Regions from separate parts of the Homo sapiens genome. Here region 2 is linked to region 1. The links are chromatin contacts, found by Hi-C in ENCODE. All regions are on one chromosome and are shown on one strand. Each heading gives the region's core, a stretch centred on a gene start or an enhancer-like site at or near the end of the contact. The rest is flanking DNA. Distances are from core to core; before and after follow the strand shown.

Region 1 (5,587 bases), core at 171-2,670:
TCGGGGCGCAGGGAGCCTCAGACGCCGCGGGCGCGCGTGCGCGGTGCGGCCCCCACGCCCCGGCCGCGGCGGCCTCGGCGGCGCCAGCCTCCGGCTCGGCGAGCGCGGCGGCGGGCGGGCCGCAAAACCTGGGCCGGAGCCGGGCGCGGAGCGGGCGGCGCCGCGGAGTTTGGGCGGCAGCGCGGCCCGGCGAGGAGCTGGAGAAGCCGGCGGCAGGGGGACGCGCACGCCGAAGAAAAGCCCCTCTCCCGCGTCCCTCACTCGCTCCTGGAGGCCGAAGAGCGGGGCTCGCGATGCCGGTGCAAGATTCCCAATCAGGCCTGGGAGGAAATGGATGCAATTAGGGCACACCCCCGTCCCGCAGTTGCCAGGAGCCTGAAGATCTATGACCGACTTAAGCCATTTCTGGAAAAGTCATATTTTCCAGGCTTTCGTGAAATACTCATTGCTCCTATTCTAAATCTGGAGGCGAATGTGCATCTATTTCAGGGGGAATGAAAGATGTGAAAAGTAGACTGGGCTCCGGGAAATGTGGGTAATGGGACTGGACCTGCGCCTGGGGTCCGCCCACCCGTCATCTCCCGGGAGCCCCCCGACGTGTGCCATTAAGCATAAGGCGCGTTAAGCGCTGCCACAAAGTCCCGAAAAGGCGAATTAAAAAGGATCACTTCTCCCTCAGGATCTTGATTTTTACTAAGGGAAAACGTGCGTTAAAGAAAAGCCAGCGAGCGCTGGCGTGGCCCTGTCATTATCTTGGCGTCTCTGCTGACCTCCATTTCAGCCTGGACTACACTGGGTTCCAGTTCTGTTTTCCTATTTCCCCGGACTCCTAGAGGGTGGATACCAAGGCTGATTGTTGTCTGTTCTGCCCCAGCCCTCCAGGGTACACCATAGGTGCTCAGTAGATGACTCCTGAGTATATATTGGAGGTGATAGTAAAATGCTACCAAGCACAGAGGAAAGAACAGTTAAAGGGTCAGACGGTGCTTTGTGAAAGGCCAGGCATTTGAGCTGGATTCTGAAGACCAACTCTAGATGACAGTAAAGGCCACTCCAGGTTGAGGGAACAACATGAGCAAAGCAGGGAACCTACAATGAGTAGGAAAGTGATGAATCTGCATAGGGGGTTACTCAGGGGGCATAGAAAAGGAAGCCAGGAAGCCACTGAATACCTTGCCACACAGGTAACAGCCAGGAAAAGCACAAAACATGCTGTTCAGTGGTTCTGGAATATGGGCATGCAAATATATAATAAAATAAGCAATGTGGATATACAAAAACAAAAGTAAAAAGAAAAACAGGACAGTTTATTGGGGAATTTCAGAAAAAGTACATGAAACAAAAAAGAAATGTCAAGGAAAATCCCTGGCCTGAAACTCCCAGAACAAAACATTTAATACCATTTGTGGGGGCTCTTTATGAAAGAGGGAGAAAGAAAAGAGGTAACAAAGAGGAACTAGTGTTTTGATTAAAGATCTTTGACCATAACAATGCGAAAGCATAAGGTCTCTTATCATAAGAGACCTGTGTCTTATCCTGTATCATAAGACACAGGAGATTTTAGACATCACTGTTAAGAAAGAGCTGGAACTCAGAATTAACAAGAGAAGAGGGAGAGATTAAACAGAAGATAAATGTGGATCATCAAGGAATTTTAAATTGTAGCACAGTCACTCAATAGAGTATTATGCAGTCATTAAAACTGCAGTGTATTTATTGGAAGGATGTTCACAACCTATTGTTATGTGAAGAAACAAGTTACAGATGAGCAGATCTGGAGGGACATACTTAAAATGTTAGCAGCGGCTCTCTCTTGATGTTTTGATTGTTAGTGATTTTTCGCTTTCTCCTTCATGCCTGTATTACCTGAATTTTTACAATGAGCAATTAATAAAACAATAAATGAACACAAGATTAAGCAAAGTTTTAATCTTGTGAAAATGTATGTGAGTTTTCTGTTGTGAAACTGAAATGATGTCTGTGGCATTGGAAATCCTCAAGGCAAAGAAGGAAAGAAGAGAGCCTCCCGAGTCATACTAATCAGAGGCCTGCACACGTGCTATTTGGTACTCTCTGTACCATCTGGCTCAAGCTACTTCAAGACCTGTCTGGGCCTCAGCAACCTGATCTCGAAATGAAGGGAATATTAGCATCTACCTAACAAGTGGCTATGAAGACCAGAAATGATATCTGTAAAACGCTTAGTGCTCAGACCCCACGAGGCGCCCAGGGCTCCGTGAGTGGAAGCTCTCATAGGAGCAAAGAGCATAGGCTTTAGAAAATGCCTTTCTTCTGGGATCCTTCCTTTACCACTGTGGTGGTCATTAGAGCTGTCTGCAAAAATTCCTCCTCTCCCTTTGAGATAATAAGAGTGTACTTCCTTGGCCCTCTGAAGTTACAGGTACCATGTGACAGCCTCTGGCCAACAAAATAAACAGAAGTAACATGTGCCAGCATTGAGCACTTTGCGGTCTTCTCCTTTTCCACTTGCATGACAACCAGCAGTGTCCTGGTAGTGTCTGCCGAGGTCCTAGATTGAGGAAGAAGCCTCCAGAGACCTTGGTAGACATTTAGCAGGAGGGAGGAATAAATCTTTGATATTGTAAGCCACTAAGATTTGGGAGCTCTTTGTTATCAAAGCTCAGTTTAAGTCACCCTGACTGACACAGCTACTTACTAGTTTCGTGACCTTGAGAAAGTGACCTACCTGCTCCAGTTTGCCATCTATTCCCCTGAAAATCTAGGTGTTAGCATTCCTACTCCATAGGGTTGGAGGGCAAAATGAGCTCCATATCCAAAGTGCTTGGCACATCCTGGCACCTGTTAAGTATACATGGAATGACAGGAACTGTTACCATTTAACACGCTGGCTTCTCTCCCCATCTCTTAAATGGGAGCAGGTGTCAATGCCGAGGGGATCATCTGATGCTTCCATCTTGTCTTCCTACCATTGGATTTGCTTTATGGCAGCCATATGAATGGAGATATTCCTTTGAATAAGAGATGGCAGTGGCAATGTAGGTAAGAAAACTCATTCAGACATTATTTACCATGTCCTTTTCATCCTTGGAAGAAATTCCAAATGTTCATGTCCTAGCAGCTAGAGTCAGCAGCCACATGACCAGTAGGACAGGTCTCTACCACGATGGCCAAGGGAATCCTCTGGAGAACTAAGAACACCAGAAGGTTCCAGTGACCCTCAGGGTCACACAGAGAACATGAATAAGATTTAGAGAGATGGCTATAAGGATGGTGACCACCAGTTTCTTCTAGAATAAACCAGTTTTCTTATCCTCTCTGGGTCATAAAAATGCAAGTGGTATTGAATGTGTGTGTGTGTGTGTGTGTGTGTGTGTGTGTGTGTGAATGACAGTTGTGTGGCAGGTTGTTCTGATGCTCTGTGGACTCCCCTGCTTGGGGAGTGGAGAGCATGTGGCCATTTAAAAAAAAATCTGGTTTTCAGGGCATAGGAAAGCTTTGTATCCATTACTACCTAATCAGGAAGGCTTGCAATTCTGACGGCAAATGAACAGTCCTCTGAGGGTGCTTGGGCATGAGGACAGACACCTCAGAGAATCCAGGAGTGCAATGCATGGCTCCTCTCCCCAGTGGGGCTCAGCAGGGGGTATTGTCACACCTTCCCAATTTGGAGAGGGATATAAGCCCAAGGAAATTCTCAGGCAATGCACAATGGAGTCTCTGTTACCTGGATTTCAGTTACTAAAGCCTCATGTGAAGTGAAGCACTGAGAAAACCTCTCCACTACCTCTGAGAAAGAGTAGCATGCAACAGTGAGTAATGAGGAACCATAGCTTTACATTTCAGGGCACTTTCTAGTTAACCAAGTGTCTTCACACGCATTGACTCATTTCATCCTGACAATGAAAGGATCAGTCACATAACAGAGAAGTTTTGCCCCACTGTGCCTCTACTTGACTCGCTGGAAATCGTTAGTCTTTCTAGACTTTTAAGCCCTCCACCACTACAGAAGACAGCGGAAAAGCAGAGGAAAGACAGGGAGTTAGTTCAGGGACTTGGCAGCCCCTCTCAAATGAAGATCATTAAGCAGTGGGCACATAATTTGACTATGACATGGGCATTCGACTTGTGTTTCTGTCACAACCAACACACAGCTGCCTCCCCCTTTCTAGATCCATTGCACGGATCCATGCTTGGAGAGCCACACCCCTGGATTGCTCCTGCCCCAGCTCTGCACACACCCACCCATCCTCTACATTGCAGCCCGACTCATCTTCCTAAGCACCATTCTCATCGTGGCAGTGCTCATGAAACGCTTTCTAGTGCCTAAGTACAAGCTCCTAGGCCCATCGTTGATGGACCCCTGAAGACTGGTCCCACCCTACCAATTCCTACTTTAGTCAAAAGTGCATTTCCAAGTTGCTTCCACCCTGGCTGGAATGTCCTTCCTTCTCTCTGCCACAAATCAAAATTCTACACACAAGGCCAGTTAGATGTTATAGCCTCCATGAAAATGTCATTGACACCTCCATGGACAAAGGCTTTCCATACCCCTGAATTTCAGTAGGTATTTTATGGCTCAGCACAGCTGTCTTCAAACAAGGCACCACACCTAGTCCTCTGGGCCTGAGACTTTCCAAAGGGGCCCACAGACAAGGATATTTTGAAGGAAAGCAACATGCAGATCTTCAAATTCAATATCTGCTTTTTATTAAACACCCATTTCCCTTTCACAGTGGCTTCTATTCCACTTACAAAAGAGAAGCGTCCCTCTCCTGCATTTCCAGTCTTTCTGGGATGCCTTGCTCTGGGGTTTAAAAAACCCTCCTGGACACCAAATAAAAGAAAAATGGAAAATATTGGTGTAGGTATAAGGGAGTGAGTGGCTCTAAGTTTACCTTAACAAAGGACCACAAGCGGCAGGGCTTAAACAACAGAAACCTATGGTCTCGCAGTTCTGAGGCCAGAAGTCCAAAATCAAGGTGTTGGCAGAGTTGGTTCCTTATGAGGCCCCTGAGGAAGACGCTGTACCAGGCCTCTCTCCTTGGCTGGTAGATGGCCATCTTCCTCCTGTGTCTCTGCACATCATCTTCCCTCTAGATGTGTCTGTCCCTATGTTCAAATTTCCTCTTTTTATAAGAACACCAGTCATAGTGGATTAGGGCCTACCCTAATCACCCCATCTTAACCAATTATATCTACGATGACCCTATTTCCAAATACAGGCCCATTCTGAGGTACTAGGGGTTAGGACATCAACATATGCATACGTAGGAACAAAGTTCAGTCCTTCACAGACTAGGTAACAAAGGCTTTGCAAACCATACAGTTTCCAATATTTTGATTTCAACAAAACTGAAGGAGGATCTAGTAGAGTTGTCAGCTGACAGATCATTAGAAAATCATCTCTGATCATACATTACCATGTGATTTGGGGCAAATAAGTCAGAAAAGATTATTTGCCCCAAAAGACAAAAATTGAAAGACAATTTTTGACTTATTTGCCCCAAAAGACAAAACTTGAAAGACATTTTTACAACAAAACTTTTTCCATTCCCCTCTCCTTATTTATAAGAACAAGGATTTCTCATCTCTAAGAAATGAGAAA
Region 2 (5,193 bases), core at 667-3,166, 2.1 Mb after region 1:
AGACTGTCACAAAAGGACAAATGCTATCACGATTCCACCTGCATGAGGTATCTAAAGTTGTCGAATTCATAGAGACAGAAAGTAGAATGGTGGTTGCCAAGGGCTGGTGGTGGGGATGGGGAGGGAGAGTTTAATAGGTACAGAGTTTCAATCTGGGAAGATAAAGTTCTGGAGATGGACCTTGGTGATGGCTATGTAACAATGTAAATGTACTTAATACCTTGAAATGTAAACCTAAAAGTAAGAGGATAAACTGTATATTTTACCAAAATACAAAAAAGAAACCATAAAAATAAATTACCATTCATTATGAGAAATGAGAAAGAAAAGTAGTGACGGAGAACAGGTTAACTTTTTCCTGAGTGCTATCTTAGCTGAGCTCTGCACCTCTTCTTTTAGTGAAATAAAGAAAACCACACCCAGAAGGGTAATCTTCTTGACCACTCCTCCGCATACCGTTGCACTCAGCTCTGCCTGAGTAAGGGGTTGTACTTAGGTCAGTTTCATACCACATGCACTGTCAAGCCTCGATGTCACGTGTCACTTTTAAGTTTGAATTAAAAAGAAAAATTTTGTATAGAAAATACTCTGCATCACAAATGAATCATCTTGATGTAACTTAGGCAAAAATTATATTGGCTTCTGAATCTACTGGCATATTAATTCTTTATCCTAACAGCAAAATTAATACCTCTAACAAAGATCTTAGAGAACATAAAATGTAACAGAAGAAGCACACAAGGCCGGGTGTGGTGGCTCACGCCTGTAATCCTAGCATTTTGGGAGGTCGAGGTAGGCAGATCACCTGAGGTCAGGAGTTTTAGACCAGCCTGGCCAACATGGTGAAACCCCCTCTCTATAAAAATACAAAAACCAGCTGGGCATGGTGGCACATGCCTGTAATCCCAACTACTCGGGAGGCTGAGGCAGGAGATTCGCTTGAACCTGAGAGGCAGAGGTTGCAGTGAGCCGAGATCATGCCACTGCACTCCAGCCTGGGCCACAGAGAGAGACTCCGCTCCCCCATCCCCCACAAAAGGCACACAAGCATTGATTACAGAACCAACTTGTTTGAAAAACCAAAAAAAAATTCCAGATGTATCTGTAATCCCAATTTGTAATGAATCCTGATATTTTGTCCATTGTGATTCAAAACTCAAAAAATGTTAAACCTTCCCCCTAATGTCTAGTCACCAGTTCCCCAGTGTTAAAAGCAGGTAGAATACATACAACTTTCTAAGAAGCGTCAGTCCCAGAGAACCTGCCTTGTGCCTACAACCCCCAGGTCTCGCCAGCAATCTCAACACAATCAGATTCAAGGAGACAGAGGCGCAGGCACAGCCCTTTCATCAGCTGACCAGGAGTGCTCGGCCCGGCCTGCCAGGAACCTCTTATCAAACTCCACCGGCTGCCTGCATCTACAATTCAAGTCCATGGCTAACCTTCTGTTAGAGACAGAAATTCTGCTGCAGCCAGCAAGTTTGCTGGTGTACAGGGCACCGCTTCATGGGCCTAGTAGGAAGCGAAGCTGAAAGGCAACTTCCGAAAGCCAGTCTCCTCTCCCAAACGCCCTTTAATATCTCCCCAGTTGGATCTGGGGCGCCTGTGGTTTCGGACCCTTAGGAGCTCTGAGAACTGGTGTGTGTGGTCGGAAGCCATCTGAGTCTCCCTGTGATTTGGACTTTTTAAGAAACTTCTAAGTTGTATTACTATACCCTTTAAAAACAGACGGAAGCAGTGTAAAAAGGCCTCTAGTTTTTAGAAAAGACCGTAACTACTGGGGAGGGGGCTCACAAAGAAAAAGACTGCAGAGAAAAGCATCAAAATGGTGTTTTCCTAACGCTCCACAAAAGGGTCAACAAGTAACAAAGAGCGGCGAAAACCTCCTCCTATTCCTATCGTCTTCTGCGTGTGAGAAGAACCCTGTTCCCCAGGAACTGCCCCAACACCTCGAGCAGGTGCCTCCCCTCTCCAATGAAGCCTCTCCCGTCCGCCCGGCCCAGAAACTGGGCAACTTACTGGTTTCGGCATTTTCGGTTTCTGGTGAGTATCCTCGATCCCCGAAAACACGACTATCCAGCAGCAGCGAAGACGCTGTCCCAACCTGGAGTCAGAGCAGAACCCTTAGAGCGCCCGCCCGCCCTGCCTCGTCCTCCTGCCGCGCCCGACACTCGGCGCCCGCAGCGCGCTGCCGCTTAAGAACCGGCCAGCCCGGGCCCGGGTGAGTCAGCGCCCCGCCCAGCACTGCGGGCATGGGGAGGGGGCACGGGCGGGGCGGGGCCGGGCCGGGCCCCCGGCGAGGAGGCGCCCGAGAGCGGGGGCGCGCGCCCAAGGGGCAGCCGGCGGGCACTGGAGGTGCCCCCCAGTTGGGGGTGGGTCCGAGGAGAGGGGGTGCGCACCCAGGGGACCCCCAGCATGAAGGGGCTGGTGGGGGGCGCAGGCCCGGGAGAGAGAGGGCAGGGGGAACACTCAGTGGGGAGGATCGGGGGGAGGGGGCGCGGGCCCCGGGGAACACTCGGCCAGGAGGGTCAGGGGAGAGAGCGCCGGCCGGGCGGGGAGGGGTCTGGGGGACACTCGAGGTGCACCCAGCGGAGAGAGGCGGAGAAGAGGGGGCGCGGGCCCAGGGATACCCGGCGGGGAAAGGCCCGGGGAGAGGGAGCGCGCGCCTGGGAGAGAGAGGGCGAGGGGCAGGAGGAACACCTAGGAGGAAGGAGTCCCGGGACAGCCAGCGCGAGCCCGCGGGGCACCCGACAGGGAGGGGTCAGGGGAGAGGGGGCACAGGGCGGGCGGGGGGGCACTCGCTGGGGAGGGATCCGTGGAGAGGGGGCGCGGGCTCGGGGTCCGCCGAGGAACTTCCCGGGGCTGCCAGGAAGCCCGTGAGAAGCCGAGCACTCGGCAAGTTTCACTTTGTGTAGCAACCGTTGCCCCGCGGCTGCAGTCACAACCGTCAAGCCTTTGAGAAACTCTTTCAAAAACTGCAACCGCTCGGGAGCCGCCGAGGGACGGCGCCCAGGCACCCAGGCTCCGCGTTTCCTTCGGGAGAGACCTGAGGGGACCCGGCGCCGAGGGGAAGGTCGCGGGGCCGCGGGCCGGCTCAGCTCCACCTGCCCCGGGGGTGCCGGGCGAGAACCCCGCGCCGCGCCCCCTAGGCTGCCCGCCGCACCTGCCGCCGAACCCCGCCGCCCGCCCGGGCCCTCCACCAGGAACCCCCCGCCCAGAACCCCCGTCCCGACCCCGGCCGCCGCACGCCTCACCCGGCGCCTGCAGTGCTCCGTGTGCTCCCCGCCGCCCTTGCGTCCGCCGAGTGCGCTCGCTGCCCGCGCTCCCAAAAGCCCCGGCGGGGCGGGTCCCGGGACCACGCCCCTTCCCGCCCAGCTCCCGACCTGTGAGGTGCGCCCCCCGCAAGATGGCGGCAGCCGGGCCTCGGGCTGGGTGGGGGCGGAACTTGGCGGAAGTGCGCGCTACTCCCCTCGCAGATGCAAGTGGGGAGGCTGTTTGTCCCACAGCGGGCAGGGGGAAGTCAGGAAAACGTAAATAAATCTGGAGGGGCGGACGGCTTGGGGGAATCGCTGGACCGCTTGGGGCCGGGACCGGGGGCCAGTTCCGAGGCCTCGGCCCTGGGGCGGCTGCACCTGGCCCCGAGTCTCGGTGCACGTGGCCGGCCCAGCCGCCGCCTTTCCGAAGCTCTGGTTAAGTGGCACGTTTGTGGCCTCTTTTGACGTGACTGGCAAAAAGCTCCATGGGATTTCTCTGAAATTCTAGGAATTAAGTTTTTTTGTTTGTTTTTTTGCTAATGGTTCTCAACAAATTTTTAAGACACACAAAACACATACTTTGGGGGCCAGTAGAATTTGCTGCGGGAGAGCTCACTCTAGAAGGGGTTCTCAACGTCTGGCTTCCAGACGAGCAGCAACAGCATTCACTGGGAACTTGCATAAGTGGAAATTAGGTGTTGCTCAGCCTTAGGATTCAGAAACTCTAGGGCTGAGCCCAGCAATCAGTGTGTTACAAGCCCTTCGGGTGATTGTGATGTTGGCTAAAGGTTGAGACCAGAGCTTCTCCTGAATTCCTCTCCTGGGTTTACTCCTCCCTTTCTGCTTTTAGTTTTCTTGTTTGTAAAGCGGCATAATTATGGCACCTGTATCAGAGGGTTCTAATGAGGATAATGAGTTAGTACATGTACGATGCCTGGAACAGTACCTGACACTTAGTAAGCACTTAAATCTATCCTGGTAGAAAGAGAAACCAATGACTTTGGGCGAAGTTCCAAACTCTGTTTCCCAATTTGTTGAGTGAACATACTAGTAGCCCCACCTACATAGACTTGTAAGGATTAAATGAGATCGTGCATGTGGAATGCTTAACTCGTGCTAGCCTCATAGTAATTGATGCTTAACCTGTCTTCCTAGGGACACACTGCTGTTTGGGCAACCCTTTGTCAGGGCCTGTTATCTCCCACTTGCAGATCCAGGGCATTTCAGAGGTCAGAGAGAGGAGGGAGGCCTCTTCTGAGATTTTGACCTCTATTCAGGTAAGTGTATTCCCTCTGAAAGACTGAACTTTTCTTTCCCTTTTTTTTTTAGACGGAGTTTTGCTCTTCTTGCCCAGGCTGGAGTGCATTGGCGCAATCTCAGCTCATTGCAACCTCCATCTCCCAGGTTCAAGCAATTCTCCTGCCTCAGCCTCTTGAGTAGCTGGGATTACAGACACCCGCCACCAAGCCCAGCTAAATTTTTGTATTTTTAGTAGAGACGGGGTTTCACCATGTTGGCCAGGCTGGTTTTGAACTCCTGACCTCAGGTGATCTGCTCACCTCGGCCTCCCAAAGTGCTAGGATTACAGGCGTGAGCCATCACTCCTGGCCTGAATTTCTTTTTTATTAAAATGAAGTTATAGGCCGGGCGCTGTGGCTCATGCCTGTAATCCCAGCACTTTGGGAGGCCGAGGCAGGTGGAACACCTGAGGTCAGGAGTTCAAGACCAGCCTGACCAACATGGAGAAACCCCGTCTCTACTAAAAATACAGAATTAGCTGGGTGTGGTGGCGCACGCCTGTAGTCCCAGCTACTCGGGAAGCTGAGGCAGGAGAATGGTGTGAACCCGGGAGGCAGAGCTTGCAGTGAGCTAAGATCGCACCATTGCACTCCAGCCTGGGCAACAAGAGTGAAACTCCGTCTCAAAAATAAATAAATAA

Evidence for each region. Hi-C counts contacts between places; a loop is a spot of excess contacts on that map. Pooled maps may share reads with other maps.
Region 2: a loop to region 1 is called in a pooled map, with 2.3 times the contacts of the local background. The contact joins the promoter of EZR-AS1 here to the enhancer-like site in region 1. A Hi-C loop is called at or near these places in 2 of 37 single-sample maps with no recorded cell type and 5 of 50 pooled maps.

The regions. Positions count from the first base shown.
Region 1 is chr6:156,687,396-156,692,982 of GRCh38, forward strand. No RefSeq gene overlaps it. Among named protein-coding and RNA genes, the nearest start is that of ARID1B, 87 kb to the right of the region's middle. RefSeq lists an enhancer at 1-467 and a silencer at 1-130. Within about 2 kb of position 1,421, at least 8 of the 41 ENCODE cell types and tissues checked have a DNase peak (open chromatin) inside an H3K27ac peak, as active enhancers do.
Region 2 is chr6:158,816,063-158,821,255 of GRCh38, forward strand. It overlaps EZR-AS1 (EZR antisense RNA 1), which reads left to right and starts at 1,917. Exons shown (of 3, transcript NR_102425.1): 1 at 1,917-2,043; 2 at 4,410-4,531. EZR (ezrin) reads right to left here and starts at 3,306. Exons shown (of 14, transcript NM_001111077.2): 1 at 3,255-3,306; 2 at 2,020-2,104. The coding sequence starts at 2,031. RefSeq lists silencers at 1-42, 2,150-2,349, 2,490-3,479, 3,540-3,589 and enhancers at 325-374, 1,238-1,407, 1,890-1,939.